Regions from separate parts of the Mus musculus genome. Here region 1 is linked to region 2. A link is a loop called in an ENCODE intact Hi-C map of the cell type or tissue named here. Cell type or tissue: heart. All regions are shown on one strand. Links, peaks and the distances in the headings refer to the core of each region. The heading gives the core; the rest is flanking DNA.

Region 1 (7,738 bases), core at 1,386-6,385, 77 kb before region 2:
GTTCATGCAATGTGGTACAAGCCTTTAATCCCAGAAGACTGAGGAAAGCAGGTCTCTGAGTTCAAGGCCAGCCTGAGACAGAGCAAATTCCAAATCCAGGCGTGGTGGCACACCATTCCTCCTCCTGAAGGCTCCATAAGGTTGGAAGACAGAAGACTCACTCTTCATCATCTGCTTGCACTTACTTGCCAGCACATCTGCTGGAGCCTACTTCTTCAGGATTCCAGCTTATACAGAAGACAAGCTGAAGCAACCATCCTCCTGGGACTGAGCAACTACCAGATTCTTGGACTTCCTATTCACCGCTGACCATTGTTGGGTTAGTTGGATTGTAGACTGTAAGTCATTCCACTACATTCCCTTAAGAACATTCCACAAGTTCTATGACTCTTGAGAACCCTGGCTAACACAGACATAATAAATACATAATACTATTTTAAAAATCAAACCTAAGCCAGATGCTTCTAATTTCAACCCTCAGAGGCTGATTCAGGGAGATTACAATTTAGAGGCTACCCTGAGCTATTCATAGTGAAGCACTGCCTCAAAATCAAACTTGGATGATCATCGATTTGTTATAGAAATGAAGCATAAGTAAAAATTATGATGTTTTCTGCTTCCTAGGGGTTATTTAATTTTCTGTTATGAATTTATTTACTGTATTTTCATATGTACAAGTGCTTTGCCCACATGTATGACTATGCACCACGTGTGTGCCTGATGTTTAATGCTCAGGCAGCCTGGAAGAAGTGGTCAGAGAAAATGTTAGGTTCCCTGGGACGGAAGTTGTTAGCTGCTATTTGGGCACTGCTATTTCGAACCCAGGACCTCTGGAGGAGAGCCCAGTGCTCTTAACTGCTGAGCCATATCTCCAGCCCCATTCTTGAAGGATTCTCGAAGAACCCCTTCTGCTCTTCTTTAGCTTGGAGTCAAGAAGGGCCCACTGTGTGTTCCAAACCCATTGCCACCCAAGACTTGCTCATGCTTTAGGGGCCTCTACACGTTCCTCTCTCAGCCCAGGCAGAGAGCAGTGTGTTTCTCTCCTTTGTACCATGTACCGAGGGAATCTGCTCTCCACGCCCCCCCCCCAGCTTGTCTAGTCCCTGCCCACGATCTGCTCTGGCTCTGGCACTCTGCCATTCCTCAACATTGAAAATCCAAAAGGCTTATAGCTTTGCATTCCCAAACTGTGCCTGATACCGTGTAGTGGATATGGGGTGGGGAGGTAGAGTGTTTTTGCATTCCCAGCCCATTCTAAATTCCCATCTTCTAAAAACAGAGCAGCTTAGTTTAGAAAGTGGCTCCCTGAATAGAGTAAATTCTTAACAACTTGGTCTCTTTTAGGATACACATCAAAATAAGGGACTGGAATGGGGGAAAGGCTTAACAGAGTTAGGAAACTCACAGACTAGTGGGACCGAAGTGAGGCAAGAAGGGTTTGGTGAGTGTGAAAGAGACTGGCAAACTGTAAAATCCTTCAGAGAAAGCTCTGTGACTCACAGGGGGAGGCGCAGCCTTTTACAGTAGCCCAGGCCTGTGTTTCTCAGATGTTACCTTGTGTGAGAATTACCCGACGGGCTTGTGAAACATGGATCTTTGGGTCCATGACTTCTGATTTAGTTGTATCCAGGAATTCGTATTTCTGTCTGGTTCCCTGGTGGTGGTGATGATGATGATGACTACGATGGTGATGATGCAGGGTCCAGTCTATGCCTTAAGAACTACTGGATGCTGAATAAGGGCAACCCATCCATGCCAAAGAAGGCATACAGTTTGCAGAACGAATAGGAATTAATAGAGTAGAATACTACTACTCTCCATTTTTTGGTAGCTCCATCTGCTCTCATCTTCCAAACTGCTTAGCAATAGTATGGGGCAAATGTAACATTCTTTTTCCAGTCTTCAGTACATATCATTAATACCTACCATTAATACCCATTCCTTTTAAAAAGCTGCTTCTGGTGAGCATGTATTTGGGCACTGAGTTTCTAAACATAAAGCCTGCGTTCTTATGAGATGTGTATTTAAAACAGAGAAAGAGGGGATGTAGCAGAACAGTCCCTCTCCTTTGCTTTTGTAGCTATGAAGGTAGGCATGGGTTTGCGACCCAAACCACCTATTCTAGAAGGGACTAGCTTGTCTCTAACTGAAGGGATGCATATAATATAAGGTGCAGAGTTAGGGGAGTGATGATAAACACTTAATGTGTCCCCCAACAAAGCGAATGGGCGGGGTGATCGTGAAGGCCTAGCCTGGGAGAGGTGGCTCCAAAGCCGGCACAGAGCTGAGCTCCAACACAGCCTCAGCCCTCCAGACCCTCCCGGGGGACGCGCGGTGCAACCAAGCCTACAGCGGTGTCCGCGCGCCGTTGCGCAGCCCTCCGGCCTTCCCATTGGCGGGCGGCGCCATCTGCGCTCGCCTCGCCCTGGCGCTGGCGGGCGGAGGCCCGGGCGGGGTAGGCCGCGCTCGCGGCGGGCTGTGGCCGCAGCCTTGCGCGGCTGCTGACGAGGAGCGGGGCGCGGGGCGGGAGGAGGCAGGCCCATGCGGGGCGGCGGCGGGCGGCGGGCGGCGGCGGGGCCGGGTGCCCAGGGCGGCCCTATGGGACCCGCCCGGCCGGCTCCCGCGTGCCCTGCCTGGCCCAGCAGTCCGGCCTGCGGGCGGGGATGCGCGGTGTGGTCCAGCTCCCCGCCGCCCTGCGGGGCCCTGAGGCAGAAAGTTTGGGGGTCGGGAGCGGCCCCCCTCCCGCGCCAGTGACTGCCTAAGGACCGCTGCAGCCCGGCTTCGCCCGCGACCTGCCTCCGCTCCCCAGGTCGGAATGAACTATCCTAAGGCTCCCCCTCTTCGCCCCTCCCTCATCCTCCTTTAAAAAGATAATTTCTTAAATTCAAGAACTCGTGATCTGCCTACTCCCCTCGTCCATAATTTAAACCCCAGGTCTTTTGAGTGCAAGAGGGGGGTGCGGTCTCTCCCCAAGATAGCACGCTAGAAGGACAGATTCCCCTTGCCGACCCACTTACACCATGAAGAGGTGCAAATCGGACGAGCTGCAGCAACAGCAGGGCGAGGAGGATGGGGCTGGGATGGAAGACGCTGCTTGCCTTCTGCCAGGCGCGGACCTCCGGCATGGGGAGGCCTCGAGTGCTAACTCCGCTGGCGGGCCAACTTCAGATGCTGGCGCTGCGGTGGCACCCAACCCGGGTCCCCGAAGCAAGCCTCCTGATTTAAAGGTGAGCGCAGACCGTCTCCAGGCAAGCCCAGCCCGCCACGTAGCTTCCCCCACCCCTCGCAGAAGTGTCTTAACCGAATAAAAGTGATGGGGAAGCTCGCAAAGGTCAGAGAGGATGAATGATGTTCGGCTAGGTTCGGAGGGGGAAGCTAGGCACCATTTGTTCCTGTCTATCAGCTCCATCTCAGTCCTCTGTGTTCTTCATTATTCAGCAAACGTTCTAATGACTCACTCATCTGAGATTGTTTGAAGAACGTGTGTGAAACCCTATTTTGCAGACAAAGGGCTGGCGAGATCTAAGATGCTAACTTAGAAAGTTCACAGTACTCTCCCTTCTGTAGGAAGGCTAGAGAAGAAGATTGTAGCTTGGGAAGCTAAATAGGTGACCGTTACCTTCCTATGCCAATTAGCCTCCTCCGAGTGCGGATTTTTTTTTTTTTTTTTTTTTTTGAGCATCTTCCTGAACGAAGCTCAGTTTGTCCATCTATGAAAGGGGGGTGTAGATGTCTTGCCGTTAGGTGGAGCCAGAGGTTAAGCTAGTGCTTGGAGATCCCTCTCTGCCTCCTGAACCAACCCCCAGGGTGGAGAACTGACAGGTGGCAGGGCAGAGCCTGGGCTGATTGGGGCCTCGGTTCAAGTTGCACACATGCTGAGCCGGCAGCTAGAACCAGAATTGGAAAGGACCGTTCACATGGAGCTGTTTATTTTCCAGCCCGAGGTCTTCCAGACTATTGGCGAGCTGTATTGAATACATCTCTGTATCAATTACAGCAGCAGCCAGGATAAATAATGCGCCTTTGCTGGAGTTACCATCGGGACTGCCAGCTCAGGCTCCTTAGGCCAGCTCACAACTGGGCTGAGAGAGATGTCAGCTCCCGGAAGGAACTTAAATGCCTTGGGGATTGATGCCTTGGAAATTTTCTCCGGAAAGGGTGCAGGGTCTGGGATAGGGGAGCAGAAAGGCCTCCCGTTAGGTTAAAGCCTTGTCCAAATGGCTGTGGGCCCCGGAGGAGCTCACTAGAATAAGCTAATGACATTCCTTCTTTGGTCTGAGCAGCTCAAAGTCAGGAAGCCAGGTGAGTGCATGTGTGCTTTATGTGTGTGTGTGTGTGTGTGTGTGTGTGTGTTGTCCCTTGGGGAAGAGAGCCCACTCACTCCTTGTGGGACTTTTAAATTTTTGTGGAAGTTTTGCAAACCTGACCTCTTTCCACCCACCTTATGTGTAATGATGGACTAGTTGAACACCTAGGCTTTCTTCACAAAGCTTGTGATTCCCTCAGGCTCCAAGAAGTGTCACTCCCTCCCCCAAGTGACATGTTTTTTGTTTTAACTGAGATGGTAAGTCCCTTTAATGCTGCCGAGAGGAACAGGGGGTGACCTTTCGACCTCCCTCTGCTGGCTGTGCTAAGGGGGCTGTAGTTTCTGTGTCTATAAAGCTGCCCAAGGCTCCTTGTCTGTACCCTCCTGTGTCATCTTTTTTGATGACATTCATTTTGAACAGGGGCAGATAGAGCGATAGCACTGCACTTGACTACAATATGTTAACCGCTGAGCCGTCCTGAGGAGGAATTGAGAATTGAGGACCCTTACACACACACACACACACACACACACACACACACACACACTTCTATATAGCCCAGGCAGTGTGGATCCAAGCTTATGCAAGCACGGGGAGACTCACAGAGCACTTGCCTGTTTATCTCTGTCTGTCTCATCACAACATGTTTACTGCAGGACAGAGACCTCTCTACCAGATGTGACTCAGGGCTACCAAAATGTGACATGTCACTTAACTTTTCTGAAGAAAGGAACAAGGGATATTGGAGTGTGGCTAAACTTGTTTTCCAGTGCTGGACAAGTTTCCCATGGCTGACAGTTTAGTGGAAAAATTTCATCATTGTCTCTGGAACTGGGTGGGGGCTGACTTGTTCTGAATTTGACAATGATACCAAGAGGAAATGCGTTTGCTTTTTAATCTGGAATGCCTTTCCCGTGCCTGTGTTTAGTTGATGCTGTTCAGGAGCTCTGGCTTGCTTTTGCTTTCATTTTGAACTTGGAGATAGGAACTTTCAGTCCCTTAGTCCCACTTCTATTTTCTTGTGACAGCTCCAGGCATGGGGACTGATTGTGTGTCAATGGAGACAGTCATCTTGATTGTTGAGCAAGGAGCGAAGGCATGGAAAGCTCTGTCTAAAGCACCTCCATAGCAGGAGAGAAAGAGGAGAATCTGGTCTTTGCTAGAGATCTGAATGATGCCCGGCTAGTGATGCTCAGCAGTGTCAGGGGCTTCGGCTATCTCTGGTCCTTCAAGGATGATCATACTGCACGATGTGCATTTCTTGGCTTATTTTGTGTGGAGGTTGGGGTAGGGGTGGATGTCCTGAGATCATAACCAGCGTCTTGAGCATACTAGACAAGCCCTCTATCACCGTAAATTTCTTCTGTGGTAGCTTGGAATCTGTGATTATGTGGTTAGGGGGTGGGGGTGGGGGTCTGGAAAATAGTTACATAGTAACATTTTAAAATGGTAACTATAACAGAAAAGCAACCTGCGAATGGGCCCGGCCCCACAGGAGGCTTCTGTAAACACTTCTGAGGCTTTGCCAGAGCTTCAGATAAGCATGAATCCTCCAGGGGGAAAGATCTCAGCAGACAGTATGTAAGGGGAGCCTGATAGTTAAAATGGATTCCTTTAACCACTCAAGCTCACATCTCCATTCACTTGGTCTCATGATTCCATCCTTTGCTGCTATCCAGAGTCCTTGCTTGTTGAGGAGAGACTGGCTGGCTGACCTAAAGTGTAACAGAATTCTCTAGTGAGGAGACTGGCTGTAGTGAGAAGGGGTGGGGAGGAGCTTAGGGGAACTCCGCACACAGAGATCCTGTTTAGAATACAGCCTGTGGCTGAGGCCTGGGAGAATGGCTGAGCGTAGTGTGCAGCTCTTCCTGAAGGCATTGCCCACCCTCCACCACTCCAATCCCACCGCTCCGTGCAGGAACAGAGCCTTTTCTGAGAGGAAAAGCCAGAGGATGCTGGCCAGGGAAAGTTCCCAGAGGTGCTCTGTCCTCTGGGATTTCTGAACAGCATCATCATCACTCCTTAAAGAAGATAGGAGAGTTCCACCTTCATGTTGTTCCTGTGTTGTTGGAAGCGCTCTTGACTCAAGGCTCAGATCCTGTTCCTCTGTTCATAGCTTATTCTGTTCTCTCTTCCTACTGAGTGAGGATCAGGGAAGACAACAGACACCAAGGGAAATTAGAGCTGAACCCTAGGTGGTTTTCCTGGTCCGGTGTTTGAGGGTGTTTCAGCATCCTGCGAATAGCTCCTGTTACTTCCCCATTCAGTCTATTGGCAAGAGGGTAGGTTTGTGTTAGTCTGTTGACTAACAGATAACTGGGCACTTTAAGACCAAAAGATGTTATTATAAACATTGAAATAGGACATTCATATAATGGTGTCCATAGAGAGACACATGTGCAGTTTAATAAAAGCAGAAATAGATAGCTCATCTATTCACAAATTAACATTGACATTCCCGACCCTCTGCGTTTCTGTTCTATTGTTTTGTTTTTTTTTTTTTTTTTTTTTTTGTTTGTTTTTGTTTTTTGAGACAGGGTTTCTCTGTATAGACCTGGCTGTCCTGGAATTCACTTTGTAGACCAGACTGGCCTCAAACTCAGAAATCCGCCTGCCTCTGCCTCTGCCTCCCAAGTGCAGGGATTAAAGGTGTGCACCACCACCGCCCGGCTTGTTTTGTTTTTTTAAGGGCCAGGAGTTGGTTAAAATTTGCTGTATCAGTCTTTAAATAAATGAGAAGACTAGCTACTACTAGACTCGAGAGGAGGGCGGGGGTATGAAGGCCTGTGCATAGCCTGGGACTTTGAATAATTTGTTGACTGTGGAGTATGGCTATCCTGGGGGACAGTATCCCTGCAATCTATGGGGCATGGGCCCCTCAGGTAGATTTCACCAGGGGAAGCAGGATTGAGGGAGAACAAACCCAGGAAATGGAAACTTAGTTCTTCAGCAAGGCAATGCCTTCTTCATTTTCAGGTGAGCCTCCAGGGCCTCCAGAATGAAACACTTGCAAGAAAACTCCTAGGGCACCCAGGCTTCAGTGTGCTTGGGGCACATGCAGTGGAATACGATCCATGGGTTAATCAGGGAGATGCTTGAAGAGGCGATGGCTTGAGATCAGAATAGTAAAGAAAGGGCAGAGCATTAATTAACAAACAAGGAGAACGCCTAGCTAGGATACATAAGATGACAAGAACCTAGACCTCAGTATAGTGTTTACCCTGTTCCCTTTCCCTGTCAGTGCCGGGGGGGCCAGCTCCGAGGATGCTCAAGTTGCTAGTTTTGACCCATCTCTACTTTATGAGGACACTGGATCCTGAGGCTGGGGACTGCCCCCCACCCCCAGCCTGCAGCAGTATTCAGAGCAGCCCTGTGTGTGGGCTTGCAGGGAAGCTGTGGCAAATGAAGCTCTCTGTTCTGCCACAGATTGG
Region 2 (7,738 bases), core at 1,468-6,467:
GGGGAAACAGAAAACAGAGATGGAGGAACTTGCTCAGAGTTACGGATTATTATTACGATTACACATGCGTAAATCAAAAGGGCAAGTTCCCCAAAGGCCTCACATCCAAAGATGTGGCTGGAGTGCTGGGAGTGGACCTGACATTTGGGCCTGCTTTTACATTTCCCAGAATAAAAACCTATCCCAACCAAACTTAGCTTCATTTCGGCTGGAAAGGCCCCAAAGTGTCAAGTCAGAGTTAAAGATCTCCACACCTCATCCATCTACTAAGAACTGGTGCTTTCAACTTCCTCCTTCCATTCTACTCTGTTGACGTTTGTTCCCGTCAAAATTCAAGTTAAGCTCCGTCTTCTCAAACTACAGGCATCTAGTGAAGCTAAGGTTCAGGACAGATGAGCACTGTCCTGAAAACCACGGACAGACACATCTAAAATGCGCGCGCCTGGCAACGCAGCCGAGGACACCGCAAGGGACGCGCTGTGAGCTCCCGAGAGCCGGGAGCCGCGAGGGACACTCACCAGACGCCCCGAGCTCTCTCGTGCCTTCTTCACCTTCCCGTAGGTGCCCTTGCCCAGCGTCTCCAGGAACTCGTAGCGGTGCCGCAGGTTGTGTTTGTGATGGTGCCGCTTCACCGCCTGCTTCTTCATCAGAGGTTTAGGCGACTTGATGAGCCCGTCCGCCAGCGGCCGGGCGCTCTCCGAGGCCAGGGCGGAGGCCGAGGGAGCCTGGCTCGGGCGCTGGAGTAAGGCCACCGACTCCATGGTGCGGGGACCGCGAGGTGGAGTGGGTCGGGCAGCAGTAGCAGCGCGCGCTGAGCCGCGGGCTCAGAGGTCACAGCCGCACCCGAGCACGCTAGAAAGCCCCGCGTTCCGAATTGCTATAAAACGTTTCGAGGGGGAATGTCCTGACCACGCCCCTGCGTCCCATTGGCCGACTTGCCGGCGGCTCGTGACCAAAACCTCTCGCATTGGTTCACCCTCTCCTGCCCCGTTCCTCCCCTTGGCTAGGCGCGGAAAGGTGTGAATGGGGCCCCGCCCACTTGGACCCGAGGCCCAGGAATGCGAGAATGGAGGCAGAGCCGAATTAATACCGAAGTGCCAGTCTTTAGGATTGAAGGCTCTCTGAATTGCTTTAGTCTCTGAATGACGCCAACCTTGTGCTATTGTGCTGTGTTCTCGGTTGGCAAGGGACAATCTAAGGGCACTAGAAAGTCCCGAAGTATTTCTCCACATGCAGTAAATTGTTTCTTCCAAGCTCAAAATCTGAAAAGCCTTTTGATAACTTCTTGAGGTCCATAAAGGAGAAAGTGAATAGGGAGATGGAATGGGTTGGAGACTGACGCCAGCTAAGCACTGGTAGAGAGCTGTCCTGACTCCATGTTCACTCTGCTTGGATTCCACCAACCTTAATTGGATTCTGGAATCCAACAGGCCTGGGAAATCCTTACTTTGTAGGGTTGCGTGGATTCCCTCAAGATGTGGTGGCCTTGTGGATCTCCATAAATTGTGAAAAAAGCACATCACATTCCAAGGACTTACATCCACGAGCTCCTAAATCTGTAAGGAGTGTCTTGGTCCCAGGGTTTCCTCCCAGTGGATTTTTTTTTTTTTTCAAAAGAGCAGGAGGTTGGGCATAAGATTTGGCTGCATTTAAGGGGCCTGGAAGGCTATGTCCAGACCCCCCTTTCCGATGTAGAAAGTGAGTTTACTTCTGCCACACAGCTGGCAAGAAAGCCTGGAATTCAGATACTGGCCTATAGGGAAAGAGTACAGGACAAGAGGACTTCCCTAATTCTAGCTATTCCGGGCAGGCATCCCTCCCTCATCTGCAGGACCTCATCTCTAGCTGTATCTTTAGGACTTGGCAGAGGATCAAAGAGGACTACGTCCTCAATTATCAAATTAAAAAAAAAACTACTCTCTGCCCATTTTCCTACTTCTGTTTGCCCTTTGAATCTTTTCAGAGGGAATAACTGGTATCTCCTTGTCTTGGAGCTCTCTGTAGCCAGAGACCATCCACCGGGAATCAGCCTTCTCTAAGTTCGGACGGTCCATGGAAACTGTATAGCTAGTTTAGTGCCCTATCTTCTGCCAGCTTGCCTCTCCACTCTGAGTAGTCTGTGAAAATAGAAAAGGCTCAACCAGTCTGCTCTCTGTGCGCCCTGTCTGTCAGTTCCTGGGGTCTGTCCAGGCAGAGTAGGACAATGAAAAGCATGTGTCAGAGGAGCAGGCTCAGGGATGGGAGACCTGGGTTCTAGACCTGACTGACATGAAAAGAGGAGGGAGCCCCTAGCCAAGATGAGAGGAGGATAGTTTGGGGTTGCTTTCTAAAGATAGGGCTTTTAAAGCTTACTAGAAGACCCATGTCTGTTAGCTAGCTGTATCAACATTTCCTCATAAGATGAAGACTTTTTTTCAGAGGAGCCCAAGGTTTCCTTTAAGACTCAATCTAGACATTTATCACTATTCCTAAACACCCCCAATACCCAGGGCACTGCTGAACAGATAAAGGTGCACAGTGGATTCATACAGACCAGATGGATGGATGGACACAGGAGGCAAACAAACAGACCTGCAGGCAGAGGAGTGAGCCATCAGAACCATGGAGAGAACTGAGAGATGGCTCAGCAGGTAAGGGCACTGACTGATCTTCCAAAGGACCAGGATTTCATCCCCGGCACCCACAAGATGACCCACAAAGAGCCATAACTCCAGTACCAGGGGTTCTGGCCCCCTCTTCTGATCTCCAACGACATCAAGCATGTATCTTCTGCACAGAAATGCATACTGGCATAAGGCTGTACATATGAAATAAATTAACAACAATTGTTTACAGAACTACTGATTAGAACAACCAAGTGCCAGAACTAACTTTCATTCTGTGTAGGGAGGACCTGGGATGTGGCTCAGTGACTTAAAGATTGGGCTTAGCTCTTTGGAGGATTTGTTAGGACGTTTAAGCTGAGCTGAGTCACCCTCATTCAGTTTGTCTGCCTCACGCTCTAGTCTTAGGAGGAAGCACTTCTTCTAACCCTTGCACCCAGTCACCAACTACTTAGCCCAATGATTCTCAACCTTCCTAATCCCTTGACCCTTTAATGCAATTCCTTGTATTGTCGTGACCTCCCAACCATAAAATTATCTTTGTTGCTACTTCATAACTGCAATTTTGCTACTGTTATGAATTGTAATGTAAATATCTGATACGGGGGCTCTCTGATATGTGACTTCTGAGAAAAGGCCCTGCAATTCTAAAGAGGTCATGACCCACAGGTTGGGAACCAAGGATTTAAAGACTCTTGTGGAAAATGAGCCTTCTGTGCAGTCACCGGGAATAAGTATCCATTCCTGAACTCCTGAACTCCATAGTCTGAATGTGCTGTGACAAGTATTATGTGCAGTGGGGGAAATGGGATGGGAATGGGTAAGGCAGGTATCAGGCACATCTAAGGGGGATGACTACTAATTAGTTCCCCACTCTCGAGAATTTTTCTGCCTAACAAGAGAAATAAGATAAATAAAGAAGATAAAAACAAAATAAGCTTCCTCTATAATCTAGGACAGAAAGTGGGAGACCTCTCAAAGTGGTGTGAAGTACAGGTATATGGCAGAAAAGTTGGATCTTATCTGGTTCAGGAGTTCAGGGGTCAGGGGGTGCTCAGAGGAAGCCACTTGGGTTTTGAAGTGGTGGGTGAGACATAGATTAGTCTTAGGCATGACATGGAGAGGCAGGGAGAAAGAACAGAGAGAGCTAATGCATTTGTTTTCTGTGTATCCGAGAACCATAAGGGGTCTCTAGGACACAAGAGTATCTACTCCCCAGGACTATTGGGGCAGATCTCATTTTTTCCTCTGGGAGAAGAGCAGATGCAGGACCCAGCTCACCACCCACCTCCAGCCAGAGACCTGGGTCATTAAATTGCCTTTTCCCAGAACTCAGATGAGTTATGGCCCTCGGTCAGCTCTTAGCCCCACTCTGTGGTGGACAGTAAGGCCTGGATATGTGGACCTTTGCCCTCTTAGGGGCTGATGGAATTGTGTGAACAGGAACCAGCCAGTTAGAACTGGTTCTCCAAACCAAGGAGGTATGACTCCAAGGAGCTGGCTTAAAACCCTGTAGTCTAGGAAATTGAGGGCTCAAAGCTGCTCTCTTCTGGCCTAATTGAGTATAACAGGGCTTGTGTCATGGCTGAAACTGACTACAATGTCTATCTACTGTTTGTTGCGCTGACCTAAGTTCTAAGCATCCTAGGCATAGTGTCACCAGCTAGAAAGTCGCATAGCTGGAGGTAAATAATCATGATAATCTCCATGTCATGGGTCAGATCATACAACACCTGTGGGGCCCAAATGCATTCTGGAAATACAAGCAAGCTGGAGCTACAAAGGTACAAGCTAAAATTCTAGCAAGTCCTACAAGGAATGTGACAGCCTGTGCTGGCCTTAGCTGGCCTGTCCGGATGAACTCACTCCTCACTAGGAACACTACCATATGATTATGCCCACTGTGCCAATGAGTAAGCTAAGCCACAGAGAGATGAAGTTCCTGTCCCTACAGGGTCACATAGACTGCACCAGAAATGGTGGGCTTATGGCTAGGTAAGGATTCTGGTTTGCTCAGGCTCCTGATGCTCTGTACTCATGTATGAAGCATGTCACATGTCTCCTTCATGAGTTTGCTTTGGGACCAAATGAGATATGAAGTTACCAGATGGATGGTGTCCTCCTATCTTGGGTTTTGGCTAGCCTTCCGTCTTTTGGCCAGTTCTGGCAGAGATCCAATTATGTTTCGGGGAGGCTGTACAACAAGGTCTTAACAGACACTTGAGCTGTTTGATCTGACCCAGGCCAGAGTGAAGATAAGCTCAGAGTTAGTGAGTGACTGTTGAAACTGTCTGGGGCTTGAGAGCTATGCTGGGGGGCACAGGAGAAGCTGGGGAACACAGAAGAAGCTGGGGGACACAGGAGGAACTGAGGGACACAAGAGGAGCTGGAGGACACAGGAGGTGCTGAGGGACACAGGGGGAGCTGGGAAACACAGGGGGAGCTGAGGAACACAGGAAGAGCTGGGAAACACGGGAGAAGCTGGGGGGACACAGGAGAAGCTGGGGGACACAAGAGAAGGCTGTGGAGAGAGGAAATGAAGATGCTCTTAACTATCCCACATACTAAATTTTAAGCTCAATGGTGGGTATCTATTTTTATTTTTATTTTCTATTTTATCCTAAATTCTAGTGGTTCCAGTCAGTGCTTTGCAAGGGGCTCCTCGCCTTCCTGTTAGTGGTAGAACACAGAGATCTTCCTCCTTGTCTGCCCTTTGACCGACATCCTCTTTCTGACCTCTGAGGTTCTGTAACTCTCCTTCTGTGGTATTACAAAACCAGGGTGTCTGCGCTTTAGGCAGGTGTTAAACGCTACAGGATTCCTCTAGTGGGCCCCCCAGATCCCGAGTGCTTTCCATGGGCTCCCTGAGTGGTTCCACCGCAGTAAGTCACCCGGGACCGTTGACGCCTGAGACTGTGTCAGTAAAAATAACTCCTGTCTCTCTAGCTGTCAACACTCCAGTGCACAGAACCTTAATGCCTCTTCACTGAGCCTTGGGTTAGGTGTTGGGTGCATTGGTAGTTGATGCAAATGAGGCAGGAAGCACAACAAGGCTGAGTGGGAGTCAGAGACAGGGCTGGGTGATGTGACTGAGCCTCCTTAAGCCTAATTGCCCTAGTGAAACCCTGAACTTGGAAGTGGCTTTATAGAGAGTTCTAGGCTCCCCAGCAGGTGGGGCTTATCGCAAGGGACACTGCAGCTCAGGGCCCAGTAGCTTCACTTCATATAAATGAGAGAATATGTTCTTCCTGTCAGTTCTGCCTCCATTCCCAGGAGTGACTAGGAAATATATAGAAGGGATATGTGCCTGGATTTGAGGGGCGATGTCTAGTCCCCCCTCTCTGCCTTGTGCCCAGTTGGCTCCTGCTGCCAACACAAGTCCTTGGGCTTCCAAGCTGATCCTGGAATGTTAACCCCAAGCAAAGCACATTCTTTAGCCGGGTCAGCAGCTCCTGGCCCTGGGTAAAGGAAGGTGGGAGCCAGCATTCCTCCGTCGTGGCCCTGAATAACACCGGTACAGTCTGGTATTCGGGGGTGGCTATTGCAAGCTGGATTAAGGAGCCATCATCACCAGAGATCATAAACTGCTGACCTAGAAGTCCTATGAGAGCCTACGCTGTGGGAGCAAGTCCATAAGCAAGGGGATTTGAAGTTCTGCTTAGTTTCTGACCTGGTTCTGTGTCTGTCTTCTGTAGGGAAGAACTGAAGCAAGAAAGCAGGCAGGGGGGCTGGTGAGACACCCGACTGCTCTTCTAAAGGTCCTGAGTTCAAGTCCCAGCAACCACATAGTGGCTCACAACCATCTGTAGTAGGACCTGATGACCTCTTCTGGAGTGTCTGAAGACAGTTGCAGTGTACTTACATATAATAAATAAATAAATCTTTAGAGAGAAAGAAAGAAAGAAAGAAAGAAAGAAAGAAAGAAAGAAAGAAAGGAAGGAAGGAAGGAAGGAAGAAAGAAAGAAAGAAAGAAAGAAAGAAAGAAAGAAAGAAAGAAAAAAGGAAGGGAGAGAGAGAGAAAGAAAGGAAGGAAGGAAGGAAGGAAGGAAGGAAGAAAGAAAGAAAGAAAGAAAGAAAGAAAGAAAGAAAGAAAGAAAGGAAGGAAGGAAGGAAGAAAGAAAGAAAGAAAGAAAGAAAGAAAGAAAGAAAGAAAGAAAGAAAGAGAGAGAGAAAAAAGGAAGGAAGGGAGAGAGAGAAAGAAAGAAAGAAAGAAAGAAAGAAAGAAAGAAAGAAAGAAAGAAAGAAAGAGGGCAGGGTACAGTTTCCTCTCACAGTCAGTGCTTTCTCTGAGCTTCTGAATTTCTGACTTTAATTGCTCTGTGCTATACCTATAGTTCCCACCTGACAGGCTCTCTGGGATGTCCTGGGACACATGGGTTAGTGACAGCATCACAACCTGAAGAGACCTCAGAAAACTGTGGCTAGAGGACTAGAAAAGGAGTGGCTTACATTTGCCACGCACAGAGGGGTGTTCAGGGTGGACGGGACAGGCAGATGGGGAGGGGCTGAGGAGAGAGGGAGTCTGGAGTGCTGAGTGGGAAGGGGCAGGCTGGAAGGATAGCCTTTATGGGGAGCTGAGGCTGGGGCTTTTATGAGGGCTGGGAGGCTGAAGGGAAGGTTGAGTTACTGAGCCTTCAGTCAGATTTATAGCCAAGATCTCCAGAAGGGTGGGGGGAATGCAGTGAAAGTCTGGGCAGAGAGGGTACTAAATATTTCGTGTGGTGATGGGGGTGCAAAGGAAGCCAGTCACTGTGTGAGGGAGAGGGTCTGCCTAGGGTGGAGCCTGCTTCACTAAGGCTCTAGAAGCTCCTGTCCCAGGTCCAACAGGAACAACCTAGAAAGGAAGGCCCCAGTCATCCCCCTTCTTCAAGTCGGGGCTGTGGAGCAGGGGATTCTGGGAACGAGAGTTATATGTCATTGTTTTCTTACATTTGTTTACTTTTGAGATGGAGAAAAGGACCAAATGCTTATTTCCTGTTGAGCAGTAGGCACAATGATTCCAAGTCTTTATCTTGTCCAGGTGAGCGAGCAGGGTGGACCACCCCAAAACGGTGGCCACCTAATCCAAGGTTAACCAGAAGAAAAGCTTCACGAACCCAGGGAGCCCCCACAAACTCCAAGGCCACTGGCGGCCA

The links. Peaks named below come from ENCODE experiments on the same cell type or tissue, not always from the same donor. Only the 100,000 strongest peaks of a DNase experiment are listed, where the experiment ranks them.
Region 1: a loop joins it to region 2, with 4 times the contacts of the local background. A loop is called at or near these places in 2 of 42 quality-filtered maps.

What each region holds. Positions count from the first base shown.
Region 1 is chr1:132,386,466-132,394,203 of GRCm38, reverse strand. It overlaps Tmcc2 (transmembrane and coiled-coil domains 2), which reads left to right and starts at 2,818. Exons shown (of 5, transcript NM_178874.3): 1 at 2,818-3,227. The coding sequence starts at 3,021. In heart, for the core only: a CTCF peak has its summit at 3,745; DNase peaks (open chromatin) are centred at 2,393, 3,813, 5,143, 6,063 and 1 weaker place; H3K4me3 peaks cover 4,484 bases; H3K27ac peaks cover 4,370 bases.
Region 2 is chr1:132,309,253-132,316,990 of GRCm38, reverse strand. Nuak2 (NUAK family, SNF1-like kinase, 2) reads right to left here and starts at 866. Exons shown (of 7, transcript NM_028778.4): 1 at 519-866. The coding sequence starts at 761. In heart, for the core only: a CTCF peak has its summit at 4,148 (motif pointing left); DNase peaks (open chromatin) are centred at 4,030, 4,760 and 5,530; H3K4me3 peaks cover 514 bases; H3K27ac peaks cover 2,412 bases; H3K27me3 peaks cover 1,526 bases.